Regions from separate parts of the Mus musculus genome. Here region 2 is linked to region 1. Evidence: chromatin contacts called from ENCODE POLR2A ChIA-PET data. All regions are on one chromosome and are shown on one strand. Each heading gives the region's core, a stretch centred on a gene start or an enhancer-like site at or near the end of the contact. The rest is flanking DNA. Distances are from core to core; before and after follow the strand shown.

Region 1 (7,524 bases), core at 1,939-4,438:
CACAAATGGCCCTCCTGGTCAAAGATGCTAACAAACTGTCACTGGGGCAAAGCCTGTCCATCACCAATGCCAAAATGACACATTACCAGTCTCTCCTCTTAAATGCCCCCAGGATAACCTTTCTGGCCCCTGCTGCCCCAAGCTCAGCTACCCTGCTGGCTGACCTGGACCTCAAGGGGCCTCTGCATGACTGCTCAGACATTTTGGCCCACATCCACAGGACCAGACGAGATCTTCAGGATTTCCCCCTTGACGGATGCAGAGGTAACATGGTTCGCCAAATGCAACAGCTTCATTCAGGATGGACAGAGGTATGCTGGGTCAGTGTGGTCTCAAACACACACACAAGTTGCTTATCATAGAGCTAAGCTCAGTACTGATAGAATTTGCCCTGAGCCTCAGAGCTAGGTCAGTTCATTCCTCTGTTGGATAGAAGCCATCCCACAAAATACTAACAACAGATAAGGTCGCTGAGCCCATGGAAAAGTGAGACACAACTGAACCAAGAACAAGGAAATACCAAACAGGTTCCTGTTGGCTAAGACCAGCTGCCCCGGCTGCTTTGTCAGTCATTGCTGGTTATAGCCTTCCTTTTTCCAAGTGTACCCATCTTACATACAACCTTCACAGGGAAGTTAGTCACTGAAACGTGTCTGCTTCTGATAGCACTAGTCCAGAGTGAGCCCTTTCTTCCTTAGAGCTTCCTCCAGGTGTCCAAATCCTCAAACACTTCAGACACCGTCTCCCTGAGCTGTACTGCTGTCCCTCCCTGTAAGGAGCAGGAGACCTAGTTTCTTCCTTTCTTTTTGTTAAATATTATTTTATGTATGTTAGTACACTGCAGCTGTCTTCAGACACACCAGAAGAGGGCACTGGATCCCATTACAGGTGGTTAGGAGCCACCATGTAGTTGCTGGGAATTGAACTCAGGACTTCTGGAAGAGCAGTCTGTGCTCTTAACTGCCGAGCCATCTCTCTCTCCAGCCCAAAGCCTAGTTTCTTAAGTACAGCTATGTTCCAGCCTCTGGCAGGAAGGTCTTCATAAACCAGAGTCCTAGGAGAAAGCCCCATAGTACAGTGTCCTGACCTCACTCCTTCGGGATTGTCTTGAAGGCAGCTGAAACACCCTGCCTGGCAGCTGGCAGTACAGGTCTGCCACAGAGCTGGGGACCTGATTTCCATCCCCAGCATCCAAAACATTTCTCAGACTAGCCCTAGAGTTTCTGTTTGCCTAAGTCTATATCTTTCATACTAATTGTTTCAATTTAGCCACTCCACAACGTATAAATATTTCAAAATATCAACTATACCAACAAATAGATACAATTTCATATCAACAAATAAGTTCTTCAAAATTCTCTTGTTTATTTACTCATCTTTATTTTATGTGTGTGAGCTGCCTGTATGTGCACCATAAGAGTGCCTAGTGTTGGGGACTGGAGAGATGGCTCAGCCGTTAAGAGCACTGACTGCTCTTCCAGAGGTCCTGAGTTCAATTCCCAGCAACTACATGGTGGCTCACAACCATCAGTAATGGGATCTGATGCCTTCTTCTGGTGTGTCTGAAGATAGCAACAGTGTACTCACATACAATAAATAAATAAATCTTTAAAAAAAAAAAAAAGAGTGCCTGGTGTCAGAAAAGGGTAGGAGAGGGAGGGCACAAGGGCATCAGATCCCCTAAAATTAGAGTTATACATAGCCTTGAGCTGCTATGTGGGAATTGAACCTTGTTCCTGTTCAAGAACAGCAACTGCCCTTAACAGCTAAACCATCTGTCTACCTGCCTGCATTTAACATTTTGCAATTAAATGTGTGTCTATGTGTGTTCATGTGTGTGCACATGCATGTGTATGTGTGTGTGTGTGTATGTGTGTGTGTGTGTGTGTGTGCGCGCGCGCGCGCGTGCACATGAGTGCAGGTGCCCTGGAAGCCCAGAGATGCCCTATACCCCTGGAGCCAGGGTTACAGTTGGCATAACTACTGAGCCATCTCTCTAGCCCCAGGAGTCTGCACTTCTAACAAGTTATTGTGAGTGTTCTATGCCAGAGACAAAGATGGATTTTGCTAGCTATAAAGCTGGAGGAACCTCAACTCAGGGGGTCTCACCTCAGCTGCAGCAGGGATCTTGACTGCTACTGCACAAAGACTTTGAGGAGATATTAGAATGAAAAAGATAGTTCATTAAGCAGAAATACAAGGCACACTTAAAATATTATGTGGCTTAAGGAGAATGAGCTATAAGATTGCTTTTTCAATGTGGTGGTATACTTATTTCTTCATAGAATTCTTCTAAGGTAAGTAATATTATAAGGTGATTTATGAAGACCATATAGACATGGATCAAAAGAATAAAAGCCATTTTGCTATGTGTAGGTCAAGACTGATGTGTTTTGATTCTAAGCATAGCTTACTAGCCATTTTAATAATCTTGTTAGTGACACTTGTCAGGAAAAAGAGTCTTATTTCTGTGCAGTTGGTTTTTGGTTAGTCGTGACAATATTATTTTTGAAATTTGTTTTTACTTTATGTGTACGGGTGTTTTGCCTGCAAGTACAGTGCAGAAGTAGCTCACCACGAACACGCAGCGCCCAGAAGAGGGTGTGAGAAGCTATTCAACTGGAGTTATAGGTGGTTCTCACTCTGTGTAGCCCTGGCTGTCCTGGAACTCACTTTGTAGACCAGGTTGGCAGAGACCAGCCTGACCCTGTCTCCTGAATGCTGGGATTTAAAATCGTGCGTCACCATCACCCGGCAAAACCTTGATTTTGAACATTAAAATTCGGCTACACTTTTTGACTTTGATAATTCTCCCCCACCCCCCAATTTTGTGCTGAATTCTAGTCTCCCAGGAAACTCGCATGTCGCTTGCATCTGTTCGTTCTTTGGTTCTTCCTAGCTAAATTCCCACCCCCACCCCACCCACCCCCAGCAAGCGGGCGGTATTTTTCCACCTCGCAGGGCGCTCCAGTCCCCGGAGCCCTGGGCGGCTGTCAGTCTCTAGTTTAGGGTAAAGGTAGATGCAGAACCCGCGGGAGTCCTCGGACTGGAAAGGGCGGGGTGGGACGGGGCGGGGCTCTGAGATCTGGTCTCCGGGTCTAGTCGATACCTGACTGACGGGGCGCGGCGTCTGGATGCATCCTACCCGAGCTCCGCCTACTGCAGAAGGCGGGGACCGTCCTCTGCGGAAGTTTGGGCCCGTGCGGCCTCCGTTCCCAGCGTGTTTTGAAACAAGCCCAGTGACTGCGGCCGAAGAACGCGCCCCTGCTGACCATGGAGTTCGACTGTGAGGGCGTGAGACGGCTGCTAGGCAAGGTGCAGGCAGGTCGGGGGGCGGACGGGACCTAGCATTCTCGTCACTGCGCGTCGCCCCAGCCCATTCCCCCCACCCCATGTCCTTTTTTCCAAGATTGTTTTGTCGTTTTGACACACCCATACATACTCTTTCCCAGGCTGGCCTGGAAGTCGCGGCAATCCTCCTGCTTCAGCCTCCCGGTGCTGGGGTCACAGGCAGGCGGTGCCTCGCCCCCCTTGAATGAGTCACTCCCTGCTAGTGTCTCTACCTGCTTTGAGAAATCCGGGTTATCACCTTGTGGAAGCCATTCTCCGCCGTGCTTCCTCCTGGAGCGTTTGTGACTGTACACTGTACTCTTGTCTCTGTAGTCCTCTCATCTAGCACTGTGGTCACATTGTAGGTACTCACAACGAGAACCCCGCAGACGCGAGTGCAGGCCTGGACAGGGCTTTACTGTGGAAAGGTGGATGGAGGTTTCTTCCACCCTCAAGTCTCTACCCACCCCACCCCCAGGCTGTATGCTCAGCATTCCTGACTCCCGCCCTCGAGCATACTAGGGCTGTCTAGTTCAGAGGTTACCTTGTTTAGTGATCCTGGCCGTTCAGATTGCCCTGGAAGAGCCCTGAAACATGATTCTGTGCTGATATTCTTGGACGTAGGGGGTGTCTCTTTGTCGGGACAGTTTTTACACTTGTAAGAGTTTTAAGAGCTCCTAAAGTTGAAATCGTGTATGTAGTTGATTCTGATGGTTTAGCTTACAGTTACAGGTGTAGGTTGATTGAGTTGGTTGTAAGACTTCTCATTTGCAAAAAGAAAAAAGAGAAAAAGAAGCCTGGTGTGGTGGCACACGGCTTTAATCCAGGCACTCAGGAGGCAGAAACAGGTAGCTCTCTGTGAGTTGAGGCCAGCCTGCTCTACATAGTAAAGTTCTGGACAGCCAGGGCTACATAATGAGACAAAATACAAAAAAAAAATCTAGACCAGGCTGGCCTCAAACTCACCAAGATTCTCCTGCCTCTGCCTAGCAAGGGCTTGGGATCAAAGGCATTCATCAGTACAGCTGCCCTGTGAAGCTGAGACTGTGTTCCAGTCCACAGCAGTGCAGATAGGTACGGGGGAGTTCTGAGTTCCCCACGTCCTCGCCAGCACTTACTGTTGTCTCATTTTGATTATGGTTTGTATCTTGATTATGCTGCGATTTCGCCAAACTTTTTTGTTCATTTCCAAGGTTATTGTGGCTGTTCTAAGTCTCACGAGTGTCCATATCAATTGGTGTTTAATGGTGAGGTATGTGTGTGCTGCAGACCAAAACCAGGCCTTCTGGATATCCTAAGCAACTGCTTTATCGTTTAGATACATCTCCAGCCCAGTTTTCAGACTTTTGTAACAGCTGAAGTTTCACTAAGGGATTACGCCAAACCTTTCGGGAAATGTGATGATCATGACGATCTTAGATCCACAAACACAGGATACTTTCCCACTTAAAACAGTTTTCCAAGCCAGGTCTTCAATCCCAGCACTTGGGAGGCGGAGGCAGGCAAATCTCTGTGAGTTCGAGGCCAGTCTGGTCTACGAAGTGAATTCTAGGACAGCCAGGGCTACACAGAGGAACCTGTCTTGAAAAACCGAAAAAACAAAACAAACAACAACAACAAAAAAAAAACCTTTCCATTTTATTTCTTCCAACAGTGGTAGGTTTTCAATATCCCTTCTGTACCTTTCTGAACTGATTTCCAAGTAGTTTTATTCGATTTCCATGATGTTGATAAACTGCCTCCTCTCAATTAATCCTCATGGTGAGCCTCGGGAGTGGGTAGGATTTTTCTTTGTAGGTAAGAAAATAAGTTGAGAGAAGTTACATGATGGCGCCCACAAGGCCACAAAGAAAGACAGGGAGAGGCAGTTCACCAGCTTGTAGCAAACTCTTGCTTGTATTTCTTTCCCCTGTAAAATCTAAGATACCAGCTGGAGGCGGACAAGGGAAAGTCAAGTTGTCTCTAGTGAAGGAGGCATTCAGACAAAAGGGCTGACAGGTTGGTGAGACAGCTGCCATCAAGCAGGACACCCTTGAGCTTGGTCCCTGGAAGCCTGGGGTTGGAAGGAAGAGCTGATTCCTGCGAGTGTCCTCTGCCCTCCACATCAGCACCCACACTTACATACCTGCATTAAATTAGTAAATTAAAATGTAGTTAAAGACAGGTGGATCTTGAATGCTCATGAGTGGTTCATCATGTACTGTCCCACAGGCTCTCGGGGTGTTTGGAGGCATTTAGACTTAACTGATCAAGGCCCAGAGCTTGGGGTTAAGCTTGGTGTTTAATACCTTGCTTTGGTATCCAACTTAGCAAATTGCATGGATTCTCTAGATTTCTTTTTTTTTTTTTTTTTTTTCTTTTTCTATCAAGTGGAGCACCTGTAAACTCTCCGTGCTCCTCAGAACTATGGTTTCAATGATGAAACCAGAAATCCTTGATGATGGATGCCTGTGTTCCTGGCATCTAGGGGGCGGAGACGGGAAGGGAAGATGGATGGCCAGCTTGAGGTCCGCCTGAACTGTAAAGTGAGACCCTGCCTCGCATTCATAATGAGTCAAACTCTGGTGACACCTGTGGTGGTAAAGCGCTTGGTCCTTGTCCCACAGCAGGTATTTAGTCTTGTCCGTCCGTAGCTCTGTCTTCATTCCGTGCTGCTCATTGCTCTCATTTCAGTACAAGTTCAGGGATCTGACTGTGGAAGAGCTGAAGAATGTGAGCGTGTCTTTCCCGCACTTCAGATACTCCGTGGACACCTATGGTATGAATAGTGTCTTCTAGTCCTCGCTGCATTATTTGGGTTATTAATTATTTGGCCTAAAGAGCTTCCGTTTTTATTTCTCTTCTTTTAATCTCAGAACTTGCGATGTAGCTAAGGGATGGCCTTGAACTTCCGATCCTCATCCTGCAGCTCCTGAGTGCTGGGATTGCAGGCAGGCACTGCCACTCCCTGCTTTCTTTGGTGATAGACGTTGAAGCCAGGGCTTTGTATATACTAGCCAAGTACTCTACCAACCGAGCCCCACTCCACCGTCTGTGGTTTTGAGACATGATTGGTTTGCATTCCTTTGCTGGTCTGGTAGCGGTCTTGAGCTCATGACTGTCCTTCTGCCAACGCCTCTCAGGGGCTGGGGTGACAAGTGTAGGACATTATGCCTGGCAACTTATATGTCTCTTAAGAAAGGAAGGTGGGCATCAGATTTGGACTTGACTGTCAAAGTTTTGTGTTCTTACACTTCCCTTTGCTAGTCTCTACTTCTGACTGACATTTTGGAACTTTGTCTTCTAGTTTTCAAAGATACATCCCAAAAAGACCTGCTGAATTTCACCGGTACAATTCCTGTGATGTATCAGGGTAAGTACGGAAGCTAGTTCTTTGGTGTGCACTGCTCTGAACGTGTCTTTACATATACCTGAGGTGTCTGCTCGGGACCTTACTAGGTCTGGCAGGATCCTGTAGACGACAAGGAAAGCCTAGATTAATTTTAAGTCCATGTAACAACTTGTCAAATAGTGCCTGTTAGGCTGGTGGGTTGTGAGACCAGAAGAGAGGGTGAGAGACAGAGACTTGCTCTGGGGAGAGAGCCTTGCTCTCAGTAATGGAGGGCCAGGGTCCTGTGTGTTCCTATTGATGCCTGTGCCTGTCCCCGCTTTCCTTCTCTGTGATGTGGCGCTCTACCTGTTCTGTGGGTAAGACTGAATCTCAGCCTGGTCACATGATCGAGCAAACACAGCCAGTGTCGCAGTGCATTCCGAGACATTTTAGAGTTAGGTGACAGGTTGAGATAATGAGGATTTACTCAAAAGGAAAGGAATTATAATTATTATTATTATTAAGCATTTCTTAACTGTTCCCTGCTTACTGTTCAGCAATGTAACCTTTGGTATAGAAGGTTGCTTAAACAATATCATTTGAAGAACACCAGCAAAGCTCTGTTTTCAAAAGACTTCTCTGAAGTAGTGCCCACAATTCCACCATTAAACATTTGTTCTTGCTGCGTGTAGAGGAGGACATTTGTAATCCTGGACTCAGGATGCTGAGGCAGGAGAGTTGAAGAGCAACCTGAGTTACATACTAAGACTCTGTCTCAAATGAAACAAAATGTCATTCATTTACAGTGCAGATCTCCCCAGAAAGAGTAACCGCTGCTGATACAGAATGACTGATGCTTGCTAGCAGTTCTTGGGAAGTGTAGC
Region 2 (7,524 bases), core at 3,574-6,073, 92 kb before region 1:
GAACAAAATGTTTGGAAAGGAAAAAAAAAAATCATTCAGTACCCATGAGGTTTGAATCTCCTATAATCACATTCCCCCAGAATATACCAATGGCATATTCATCGATGGCCCTTTCTACTTCAGGACCAGAGCAGTGCTGGTTAAAATCTGAGGGCCTCTGGACTACGATAAAATAATATTCTACCCAGGCTTCAGGTCTAAACATCAGCTATTCTAATCCCATCCTCTCCCCTCCTTCCCAACTTTAGAAGATGAATCTGCACCATTCGAAGAAGCAGCAGGTCTGGGCTGGAGAGGGAGGGGCACTGCAGCACCAAAGACACTGCAAGGCTAAGGGTAACCAAGACCGCTGGGCACCCACACACTGGGGACTATGTCAAGGACAAATTCAGAAACATGGCAAGACACTATTCATCCCCACCCTCCCCCTCCTGACTATAATCACACAACCACACAGCCAACACACACACACACATATCACCACCACCACCACCACCAGGGAAGCAAGACCCACTGAAACAAGTACAAGTGTCAGCACAGCCAGGGAGCCAGCCTAGTGCCAAGATGCCTGAGCCAAGATGACTCTGACCCAGGCTGTGAGGACAAGCAGGGCTTCTGGCACCATGCCTCTACCCCCTGTCTGGGACAGGCACGTGCCACACAGGCAGACAAGTCAGGAAGCCAATGGCCCTTAGGTTTTTATTTTATTTTATTTTTTCACATGGGCAGTAGAGGATGGAGTTACCCCATCCTCGCTCCCCTTGCATTGACTGTGCTTTGGGTCTAAGACCCTAAAGTGTCATTTAGAACTCACTCCCAGAGCTGGAAGAAAGCATTGTTGGTGTGCTGGGGTTGGGGGGGCAGCTCTGAGCTGGGTTAAGCACCCCTCAGGAGCTCTCTGAGGCCTGCAACTTTAAGTCTTTTGCAGACAGTAGGACAAAGACATATAGTTGGAGACTGGCCCCTTCCTTTGGCATGGTCCACCCTAGCCCTGGGGACAGAGACTGGGGGTGATGGTATGAGGCCTGAGCTGGCCTGTGAGAGAACAAGGACCAATCTGAAACCTTGGTGCCCTCAAGCTTCCAGACCAACCCAGTCCTTCTACCATGGAGAGACAGCCATTGCCACTTAAAAGACTGCTGAAGTAACGAGGTTGGACACAGAAAACCAGGCTCCACCTTCAACCAGTCTTCCCAACTAGGGAGCCTGGGGAAGGAGCTTTCAGGACTCCTCATTCGTGGGTCATCTTGGAAGAGAAAAGGTGGGAATGGAGGGGCCTGGCACTGCCATTGGTCCTGGGCGTAAGAGAGAGTCACACTCTTGCATCTAATAAAAAGAGAGGGGTCAAAAAGCACCACCACCTTCCAGGAGGGCTTTGACAGTCCTGATGAGGTGAGGAGATGTCTACCTCTGACTCAGGTGAGGGATGTGAGGCTGCCTCTTTGAGCTCTCCGGGTCATCCTGGACTACCAGCTTTCCTGGGAGCCCCTTCAGCTTACCCCCCTTCAAGACTGCCCCTTTCCCAGAAGCCGCCTGCTGGTCCAGCTCCTGCATGACCCCAAAGTCTGGGCCCCCAGCCCCAAGAGAAAGGTGAGCAGACCCCAGTCCCTTCAGTCGGCCTTGCTCAGTCTGTAGTCTTCTCCCACTGGCTCTCGGCTCTCGACAGCTGACAGGGCAATGAGCATCTGAGCAGCATAGTAGGTAGACATGATCAGTGCCCGGGAGTAGGGCACGGGGAAGCAGAACTTGTTGAGAGCGATGGTCAGGTCCGAGAGGATGAAGAGCAGAGCACCACCGCCGGCCGCCAGCTCTGTCCACCGCCAGGCTGCCCCAACCAACCGCAGCCCTGCCATAGCTCTCCAGCCCATGAAGCTGATGAGGGCCACATAGACCCCCACCAGGTAGGTGAAAGCACCTGACAGGCCAGGGTAGAGCAGGGCATAGCACAGGCCTGACAGCACTCCGATCACCAGGCCTGTCCGCAGAGCCAGTGGCCGCATGCCAAAGGCCGCGGCGTAGAGGATGTGTGCCACGGCAAACATCAGGAGACCTGAAAGGGCGAGAGGATAAAGACTGCTAAAGGAAGGTTTGTGGCTAAAGAGTACTTGAGAGCTTGAGAGAAGGGGACTGGGGATAACCCAGCAGCTTTCCCCCGGGCGCCTAAGAGGGGGTAAGAACAGCCATAGTTTTAAACTCACACTCTCACACTCTCCTTTACAGAACTGGTCCCCAGCCTCAGAAACTCTCCAACTCCCTGTTCCCTCTTCTGCAGCCTCATCCTACCCCAACCAGGACCCTTTTTCGTCCAGCCCCAAGTACCCACCCAGGCAATTCCTGTAACTACTGACCATGTTCAAAGTATCCGTGGTCCTGCCAGATGAGGAAGGCATCACCCACAGCAGAAAAGACAAGTCCCACGAAGATGAGGGAGGCACTGGGGTGAGCCAGCAGAAACCGAACACCATGAGCCAGAAGAAAAAGCCAGAGGCAAAAGATGGGCAGGCACTTGATAAGGGCGCTGACCCACGATGGGCTGGATGAAGGCAGCCAGAGCACAAAATACACACAGGTAGCCTTAAAGAAGGGCACCAGTTTGGGTCCTTCGCTCTTCACCTGGAGGAGACAGAACAAGGACAACACTCAGAGGTTAGGGGCACAAAAGCCCACAGTGAGATCTAAAAATCTTACACCTTTCCCCAAGGCTGCAGTGCACACCCCAGCCCTATACCACTGAGAACAAAGAGTTCTGACAGAGAAACCTAGCCTGTCTGGCTCCAAGCAGCCAGCAGGATGTGAAAGCCATTATCACCCTGAGGCTCAATTTACCAGGACAGGCAAGGGCTCCACTGTCCAGTCACTCTGGTCCACTGTAGGTCCTGGAACTTGGCCAGAGTCGTCACTCACTGAGCCAACAGTGCCGATTAGGATACTCCTTTCTGCAGCCCAGCCCTGTTCCCTCCTGGCTCTCTGCTCTCCCCTTCTCCAGGCACCCCTTACCACCTCTCCCTGTCAGCCTAAGCTCCCAGCTGTGTGGAACTGGAGTAAGGTCACAGGGAAACCACAGAAATGCACTGACTGGCCAACTCATGACCCAAGCTTTAGAGCCAGGACTCGGGCTTAAAGCCCTGGCAACACCAGGTGAGTGTCAGGAATGTAGGGGTGACAGTACCTCCACCCCACAAGCTTTCTGTCCTGCCTGCCCCCGCCCCGACCTTCCACTCTACCTATGTCAGACTAAAGGTGGCATCAAGGACAAAGAGAGGTGCTAGGGATGCTGGGAAGAGAACTAGATCTGTGTTGGGAGAAGAAACAGTGTTTGAAAGGCCAGAGGTTTCCAGGCTAGGAAAAGGGGATGTTGGCCATTTCTTTCCCAGAGAACAAGAGCAACTTGAGGCACCAGAGACAGGAAGGGGGGTGGGGAGGGCTTCTGATCTGGAGCCAGCAGACAGGCTGGGAGGAGATGGGGAACTGAGAGGGGGAAGTTGGCCAGCTGACTGGGTCTCAGCTGGATTAGGGGGAGGGCAGCTAAAGAAAGGTTTTACTCAAGGCCACTGCAGGCAGAGTCTGAGCAGGGGGAGGAGATTCTGCAGATGTTCTGTGGTCTCCCGAAGCTCCTTCCCCTGGCCTGCAAGTTCAGGGTTTCTGAGCATGAATTGGAGCAGTTGAGGTTCCCTATAGACCCATACTCCAACAAAAGTGCTCTGACTGTGTGTGAGCAAGCCACTCCACACAGGACTCTGAAGGGACAAGACACTTAGATCCCCTGGCAACCAGGTACCTGATGCAACTAGGAAAGGGTAGAGAAGAGACATATAGTGGGTCCAGAGTACAAGCCTGCTCTTGTTTTTCCAGAGGTTAGAGATGGGAGCAGAGTTGACACTCCCTTCCCATGGAAACTCCCTTATCAGGGATAGTCAGAGTGAGGGCAAGGCCAAAGGGAGGAAACGGGGGGGGGGGGGGGGGGGAGGGATGCCCAGCTCCACCTGTCAGCCTTCAGAAACATCACCTTTGCATGCCCAGCTCCACCTGTCAGCCTTCAGAAACATCACCTTTGCTCCCCCTCCCCCTACTCCCCAGACCCATATTTCCTAGAAGAAACTGGCAGTAAGTGGTGAAATCATGACAGTCAGAGAAGCCAGCCTTAGAAGTGTGAAGAGACAACTCAAAGGCTGGAGTTGAGAAAGTCTGGAAAGGAGGTCAGGTCAACAGAGAGAGGTCCACCTTCACCTATCGCCTGAACAGCGTTACTAAGACAGAGGCGTCACCTCCTGCACCTACAATATTAAGAGAAACTTGGGGCATTCCCAGGAAGTCGGCACCCCCCTGCACCCTCTCGAATGCTTCCCTGAGGGTCCACCACACAGAACCCTAGGGCCTGCAGCATCCAGTTCCAGGCCAAGACCTGCAGACCCGCTCCAGACACTCATGGATCAACAGTCACGCTTCCGAGTCACGTGCACAATGTTTTCCTCCCTCCCGCGGGCAGACGAGGGGCGCGCGTAGGAGGGACGCTACAAGAGTGAGGAGCTAAAAACCGTGACAGCAGCCGCTTCCCCGGAGGGGACAGCACCTTCCTCCGCCCCCCTCGGCGGCCCGGCTTGCCGCTGCCTCGTCCCAGGCCCGGGGGGCTTGGCCGCGGGCTCGCGCGCTCGCGCACTCACCACAGTGACCGGAGACACCATGGCGGCGGCGGCTGCGGCTGCGGCTGCTGGCACCCGCTCCGGGTTGCACCACCAGGACGCACCCAGAGCCAGGTGAGCAGACGACCGAACAAAGCTGGGGTGAAGCACAATACCTCCCGCGCGCTGGGCGCTCAGAGTACTGTCTGTGAACCCGACGACGTCACCACAGACCCAGCCAATGAACGGGCCGAAGCCTCGTATGGGCGGAGCCCTGCTGGCGGCGCCGGCCGGGCTCCCTCTGTTTCTGCGTTGAAAAGGAGATCCTCCCACCCCCGGGCGTGGGCGTGGCCTTCAGGCCACGCCTCTTAGGGAGGCGTGCCAGGGCATCCCGGAACGTGACGGCGACCCCCAAGGTTGGATAGCCAGCCTGGCTAAGAGACAGGCACACCACTGACCCGGAGCACAGCGAGATGCATCTTCTCTTAACACCGGAACAAAAAGCAAAGGCAGATTCTCGTCAACCTTTAAACATACCATCTAGGCGGATGCAATTCCTTTAAGACATGTCTTTGACAATGTCCCAATGTGTCCCAATGGACACAGAGGATCAACAGACACTCAACGTTCAGCATGGTAAGAGATATGTATCCAGGCACACAATATACTATATAGACTCGTAGTAGCATTAAGCACGCGTGGACACTTGTACACTAAACAAATAAAGCTACAGAAAGGGAGCTGTGGGTTGACCATCATCCTTCACCGTACCATGAAAGACACGATGAAAGCAAGCAGCAGCCTGTATGTGGACCCCATAACAGCAATGAGTAAACAAATTACAGGCACTAGGTTGCCTTGAACATACACCCCTCACAGCTGCAGCAACGGTGACCAAAAGACCCAAAGGCGTGTAAACTGGCTGCCAGAAAAACAATAAAATGGTTATAATACTAGTGGTTTGAAGCATGTTTAGAAGTATGTGTTCAGAATTTGGTGGATTGGCAAGGAGTCAAATGGACTGCAATGCGGCTGTGTTTGCCACTTCCATAGCCTTTGCCTCTGTAGCCTAGATTTCCTCAACTGTAAAATGCATGGGTGACCTCTAAGGCTCTGCTCAATCCAGACACGTTGTGTAGGATGAAGAAGGGGAAAGGTACCTGGTTTCGGGAAGTACAAGTCTATCTAGCAGGCTACATGGGGATGCAGGTTTCCAAATACATCCAAAAGGGTAGGAATGTGGTCTGTAATATACACAAAGCTTTCAGCGGTTGGAAAGGCAAAGAACGCTGGCCACTCCTGAGATGGGGATACAGGGCTGTATACTAGACCCCAACCTCGTGCTGGCCAGGGAGAGACACATACTGAACTCTCCAGTGAGCTCTTCCTGAGGTCATTCTCTTCATTTCCCCCTCCAGGCCTTCCCCAGCCATCCTGGTCCCTAAACTACCGACCTGACATCCCCTCAGAGAGGGACAGCCCTTTTCCTAGTGACAGTATTGACAACCGAAAATTCCAAATGTCATCCAAAAAAGGTGAGAGTCAAGGTTTGAGGGAGGGGAGTCACATGCCTAATCTCTAGGCACACTCATGTTTTTTCCTAGTTAGCAGCTTCTCACCTACATTATCTGAATGAGCAATGAGAATGGCTGCCCCCAAGGCTTTGTCATATACACTATTACCAAATGTGTTGCTCAGAAAGAACATTGAACTGAAAGCAACACGGACTTGGCCCCTCCTTGCCTGGGACTTACTGGTGGTGTAATTGGGCACACGCTACTCCATCTTTGGAGCCTCAGTCTCCCATCAACAGGTTATAAAATCACCACACGCATTTACAAACCTTCCCATGTCACTTAAGGGTGTAGTCAAGCCAGGCATTTTTGTTTCTCTGGACCCTAGTTTGCCTAATTATAAAGATGAGACTGTGAACTTTTAAGAGGATTTCTCTTACTAGGGGAAGAGTGAATGTAGTTGAGGTCAGAGTTGTCAGAACTCCCGGACGTGGTATACAAGCATCTGTGAATTGCCCGAATGGCAACTCTGCTGGGACCAGAACTCTGGTCCTCTGCAAGAGCAGTGCTTTAACCCACCAAGCCATCTCTCCAACCCCTGAGACCGTAAACTTTAATAGTTGGGGCCAGCCAAAATTACTGGAGACCAACATGTTGTTGGTCATAGTGGCACACACCTCTAATCCCAGCACTCAGGAGGCAGAGCTAGGTGGATCTCTTGAGTTTGAGGCCAGCCTGGTCTACATAGTGAATCCAAGATAGCCAGGGTTCTGTTACACAAGAGAAAGAAAAAAAGAAAGTCAATGTCCTACCTTAGCCCTACTAATTCACCAATTGTCATAAGCTTCATATACAAATACCTAAAGATACAAAAAAATAAAAGGTCTAAAAATGTTATTCACAGGATTTTACTACCAGTAGGCAAAGTAATTACATAAGTAGGTGGCCCACAAAAGCATAGCACCACTCCTCCGTGCCACTTCTAAGACTGCCCTCTTGCCCATTCAGAGTTGTTTGTTGTTTTGTTTTGAGACAGAGTCTCACTGTATGGCTCTGGGTAACCTGGAACTCTATGTAAATTAGGCTGGCACTAAACATACAGAGATCAGCTGCCTCTGCCTCCCAACTGTTGAGACTGAATGTGTGTCACCATACGCAGTCCAGATATTTCCTTGGTCCTTCCCTCTGCCCTGGGAGCCCAAGCCCTAGACTTAAGTACGGTGCATCCCAGGACTCCCACTTCTAGTTGAATTCAGCTGAGAGCCTGTCAGGGTGGGAGGAAAACATGGACAAAGCCCACCTGACCAGGCTGAGAATCTGGCGTTTCTAGAAACTATGCTCCTCCCTGGCTAACTCCAGGCTGTCTTCCTAAAACCTCAGGCTTTGGGCAG

Evidence for each region. ChIA-PET counts read pairs that join two places held with the same protein, here RNA polymerase II (POLR2A).
Region 2: POLR2A ChIA-PET joins it to region 1 with 19 read pairs in Patski. The contact joins the promoter of Tmem86a here to the promoter of Uevld in region 1. POLR2A ChIA-PET finds 5 or more read pairs at or near these places in 2 of 5 experiments (Patski and embryonic stem cell).

The regions. Positions count from the first base shown.
Region 1 is chr7:46,954,182-46,961,705 of GRCm38, reverse strand. It overlaps Uevld (UEV and lactate/malate dehyrogenase domains), which reads left to right and starts at 3,188. Exons shown (of 12, transcript NM_001040695.1): 1 at 3,188-3,315; 2 at 6,004-6,088; 3 at 6,617-6,682. The coding sequence starts at 3,274. Gm39012 (a long non-coding RNA gene) reads right to left here and starts at 3,823. Exons shown (of 2, transcript XR_882075.3): 1 at 3,443-3,823.
Region 2 is chr7:47,047,939-47,055,462 of GRCm38, reverse strand. Tmem86a (transmembrane protein 86A) reads right to left here and starts at 4,823. Exons shown (of 3, transcript NM_026436.3): 1 at 4,662-4,823; 2 at 2,349-2,613; 3 at 687-2,050. The coding sequence starts at 4,682. The coding sequence ends at 1,611.